Regions from separate parts of the Homo sapiens genome. Here region 1 is linked to region 2. A link is an interaction called in ENCODE POLR2A ChIA-PET data of the cell type or tissue named here. Cell type or tissue: PC-9. All regions are shown on one strand. Region 1 overlaps AFDN (afadin, adherens junction formation factor). Region 2 overlaps CEP43 (centrosomal protein 43).

Region 1 (2,500 bases), 850 kb after region 2:
TTCACCCTCCTCAATATATTCAGATTTGTTGATATGCTCTAAAGTATTTGAAATAATAATTTCAATTTGTTACCCTGATTTCCGTCGGTGAGCATGTTTTCATATGTTCATCTAGCCTTTACTTCCCTTTAATTGGATTTCTCTTTTTTACAGACTCAGCTGTGTATTAAACAGAATGTTCATTTTGTATTATTGTATAGTACAATGATTACTGATTGTTTAGTCTGCCATACTGCTGGAACTGGGTGTTTTCCACCCTTATTTTTATACAGCAGGATGAGACGCAGTGCCGCATAGTGGTTGAAAGTGACTTGTTTCAAAATTGCCAGAGTATGAATTCTGGCCCACTGGTATTAGCTCTGTGAACATGGTCCACTTACTTGATCTTCCTTAGGCCCCGTTTCTTCATCTGTAAGACAGGAACAGTAATAATACCTACCTTATGGGGTTGTTGTGAAAATTGGAGTAGATAACGCATAAAAAGTACTTATTAGCACAATGTTTAGCATAAGGCAGGCATTTATACTGTTGTTATTTGTAGTGCATTGTCATCATTAGTATTTGTGGGTTTTTTCTTTCCCTTGATTTTATATGTTTATCTTTGTATCATGTAATGTAACTTGTGGGGGGGGAGAGATTTCCAGCAACATGTTTAGGTTTAGTATTGTATGTTCTAGGTTGACTCTGCATTCTTGTTTGTTGCCGTTTCTTATTTTGTGTTCAATTATAGCTAGAAATGATAGTACCTTCTTCAAAAGTATCCTTATATGAGATTTTTTTGAACAGTGTAATGTTATAAAAACCCAATCAGTGATTTTGAGGTTTTTGTTTCATGGAACTTTACACATCTTACCATATTCTTATCATATTCTGTATCCCTGTCTTTGAGTTCATGCCTATTGTGTATTCCATTACTTACCTAAAGAATTTGTTTCAGAATGTACTTTTTAGAAATCTATATGTGTATGTGTTAGCCTAGGATATTTATTTAACAGTATAGAAGATTCTCAAAAACAGGAGTTAAGAGTATTATTCTAGTGAACAGAGTGTTTCCATAAAATTAAATGAGAATCTACTTCACTGATTGGTTCTTTTCACCATGATTCTGTTTTGCAAAGAGAATTAATTAAGAAAACTTAATTGAACAGTGAGCTGGTTTCATTAGTGTCACTTTTCCTGTCGAGGTTCTAGGTTCCTTTTGTAAGTTACTACTGATAAGAATCCTCCTAAACAGCTTGACCTCCTTTCAGAAGTCCGTGTGCTGATTTACACAGCTTACCTTTTTGTTTTTCTCATGCCTGGTACTAAGTGACATTCCAATCTGCTGTAGTCATTTGGTAATGCAAAGAGTGAAACTGGAAGGGTAGGCAGGAGGTACCGGTTGGCACCAAATATGCAGTTCAAGATCACTCATGATACCAGGGAGAGAATGTCAAATACTTGAACCAGAACAACACATTGTTTTAGTTTGTAAAATTCCAGTTATAAGGCAGTAATAGTCATGTTACTCTACCTCAAAATTATTTTCTTTCTCATTTGTTCTTTTCACCTCTGTCCCAACCCCCCTCTCGCTCATGGATGTGTTTTGTGTGAAATGTGAAAGGTCTTAAGATAGTGGAGGCTTGAAAAAACTGCCTGTGTTTTAAAATGTGCTTGTGTTTGTTTCCTAATGCAGTACTTTGAAGATATTTTAGGTTTAGGTAAGTTGCTTTAAGTTTTTTTTTCTTAATTGGAGTAGGTTGAGTGCTGTGAATTCAATTTTTAGTGTACTATAAAAAGATAGATGGAAGCACTTTGATTATAGGAAGTTTCTTTGAATCATTTGCTATAGTTTGAGTGTTTACTTTAATGTGAAACTCACTGTAAATCCAAGTAAATGCTGATCTACCAATGTTCATGTATATAATTTGTATGGTACATTATCTTCATCGTTCAAATTTAGAACCTTCTTATTATTTCACATACTTAAAGAAGAATCTTAGTTGCAGATTCAAGATGAAGATTATAAAACATTTTCTTGGGTTTTCTTTCAGTATTATAATTTTGAGGCTGAATTTAAGAACATGGTTATTTTCTGTAGACACCAAAACATTTTATAATTTTGTGTATAGGTTGATTTGGGTAGATCAGTTATATCACTGGAAATGATTTCAACTCTCAGAAATTGTATTTCAACAATATAATTTTTTATTGTGTGTGTGTGTGTGTGTGACAAAGTCTTGCTCTGTTGCCCATAGCTGGAGCCGATCTCGGCTCATTGCAACCTCTGCCTCCTGCAAGCGATTCTTCTGCCTCCTGCATTCAGGCGATTCTCCTGCCTCCTGCATTCAAGCGATTCTCCTGCCTCAACCTCCTGCTGGGGTTACAGGCACCCACCACCATGCCCAGCTAATTTCAACAATAGAATTTGAAATATGTATAGTGCCATTCTATTTTTTCTACAAAGTTTGATGGTTTTCATTTTTCACGTCATATATACAGATCTTTAATATATACTCTG
Region 2 (2,500 bases):
TCATGCATGTTTCTTTCCCGAGCTTCAGACCTGTATGTTAAACTGCCCACTGTATTATGCCCTTAATGGGACCATCATTTATCTGGCAAGAAATCTAAGCGTTTCTTAGGCCTTGCTCTTCTTTCCACCTGCTCAGCCATCACCTGGCTCTGTGTCTGTCAGGTGTGTATCTGAAGTGTCCCCAAGGGAGTGCTCTGCTGCCTCCTTTGTGCTTGTTTCTTCTTTTCCAGATTGCCTTATCCCCTTCCTACTTGCCAGTCTCCGTTTCCGTGGTGTCCCTCACCATCTCCCTGAAGTCCTTTTTCCACATTGCTCCTAGATTGGCTGTTTATAGTACACATCTGATCTGTCCCTCCATTCTCTTAAAATATTTCAGTTGACTCCCTATCTTAGAATTCCCTGAACCAGCCTACCAACTACCTTGAGGATCTCTCCTCTCCTTGTCTTTTATTTTAACAACTTTATTGAGGTAAAATTGACCTATAGTAAAGCTAAAGTATTTAATATGTACAATTTGATTTTTAATAGTTAATTTATGCAGCTGTGAAATGATCATCACAATCAAGGTACTGCGCATATCCTTCAAACTTTTGACCTTCAAAAGTTTTCCTTGTGCCCCTTATGTAACCCTCTCCCCCACCCCAAACCTTTTTAAGAATTATATAAATGGAATCGTATAGTAGGTACTCTTTTTTTTTGGTCTGTTTCTTCAACATAATGCATTTGAAATTCATTCATGTTGTGGTATGTATTAATAAATCATTTCATTAATACATTGTACAGATATGACAGTTTAGCCATTACCTGCTGACAGACATTTAGGCTGTTTCCAGTTTTTGAGTATTACAAATAAGGTTTCTGTGAACAGTCACATACAAGTCTTTGCTTGGATCTGTGATTTCTCTTGAGAAAATATGTAGAGGTGAAGTGACTAGGTCACATGCTAGGAATATTTGTGACTTTTAAGAAACACTACCAAATTGCTGTCCAAACTCGTTATGCCATTTTGCATTCCCATCAGCAGTGTATGAGGCTGCCACTGTAGCAGCAATTAATGTGGTCTTAAGGAAGCTTACCATGTGCTACCTACTGTAGCCTCTTCTCAGCAACAATCACAGGCTTGATGGTCTAGAAGTATTTTTTCCATACTTATTCAAATAAATGTATAATTACAAAAATAAGTTGGCCTATGGGCCGCATAAGATCATCTCACATTTCATGGATAAACTGGGAATTACAAGTGTATAATTAAATTCCTGTTCATAGTAAGTATGCTATAAATGGTAGATACCTGAGATGACAAAACTTTTATCAAACTTCATGTATTTGAAATAATAAACAGTTGTTGACATTTAATTGTATTTCACACAGGTATTTGAAAATATCTAGCTTCAAAAGCAGTTTATAAAACATTTAAAAATTAAAAATACAAATCTTCATATATGGTTTTGTTATATTAACTTTGAGAAATTACTAAATAGCACAAAGTAAGTCCTGTAGTAATTAACAGTTGTAGAATGGATTTTGTAAAACCATAATTTTATCAATGAAAACGTTAAACTTTATATTTTGTAGTTGTTTTTAGGGTAAACACATGACACTTAAATTTTTTTTTTTTTAACAGAACAAAACTCCTTTAGTTAATGAGAGCCTGAAAAAGTTTTTAAATACCAAAGACGGTAAGATGTTCAGTTTGTTCTTGTTTATCTATCTCTGAATTTTTGAATCTTGATACCATTTGGGAGAAATCAGGAATTTCAGGGCTTTTTTTTTGTCTTCAATTGTTATAGGTCCTCATTTTAAAATAATATTTTATTGTACAACAATCGTGTTGCTATTACATATTTTTGGATTTGGGATGTTGTTGCTTAAAGCCAGTTTTACTACAAAAAGCCAATATTAACCATTAAAAAGCGAAACACTGAAATCTATGAGATGATTGTCTTACAGTTAGTTACAGACTGATGATCCCAGTGAAAAAATCAGGAGATTGAGATTTTCATTACTTAATCATATTATTCAAAGAGGAAATTTGTAACTTAAAAAATTTAGAAACCTTTCTTCCATTAATTTAGTGTATCTATTTCATAATGTTAATTTAAAAAATTCAGTTTTTGAAGATTTGCTTACTTACCTTTTTCTTGATCTTTATAGGTCGTTTAGTGGCTAGTCTTGTTGCAGAATTTCTTCAGTTTTTTAACCTTGACTTTACTTTGGCTGTTTTTCAACCTGAAACTAGCACAGTAAGAATAATGATTTTTACATCTATCTTTTGAAACCTTTGATACAAATGAGTTAATATTAAGCTGAAAGTTAATAGAATTTGACAACTGATAGTTTTTTACATTTAGATTATTTTTGGTAGTTGATTATCTGTTTTTCTTAAAAGCCATATGAGCTTTCAGATAGCTGGCACCAGTGTTGCTGCTTTGTGTTACTTGAAAGCTTGCTAATAAAAGTGTTACTATAGAGTTAATTTTGATACGATGTTAGAGTGCAC

The links. ChIA-PET counts read pairs that join two places held together with the same protein. Peaks named below come from ENCODE experiments on the same cell type or tissue, not always from the same donor. Only the 100,000 strongest peaks of a DNase experiment are listed, where the experiment ranks them.
Region 1: POLR2A ChIA-PET joins it to region 2 with 5 read pairs; 1 of 35 experiments calls an interaction of 5 or more read pairs at or near these places.

The regions. Positions count from the first base shown.
Region 1 is chr6:167,848,691-167,851,190 of GRCh38, forward strand. The region is part of intron 1 of AFDN (afadin, adherens junction formation factor); the gene reads left to right. Among named protein-coding and RNA genes, the nearest start is that of AFDN, 23 kb to the left of the region's middle. In PC-9, no CTCF peak of the experiment used is centred here; a DNase peak (open chromatin) is centred at 1,341; H3K4me3 peaks cover 1,071 bases; H3K27ac peaks cover 2,500 bases.
Region 2 is chr6:167,001,569-167,004,068 of GRCh38, forward strand. It overlaps CEP43 (centrosomal protein 43), which reads left to right. Exons shown (of 13, transcript NM_007045.4): 3 at 1,625-1,679; 4 at 2,155-2,243. Among named protein-coding and RNA genes, the nearest start is that of CEP43, 3.4 kb to the left of the region's middle. In PC-9, no CTCF peak of the experiment used is centred here; no DNase peak of the experiment used is centred here.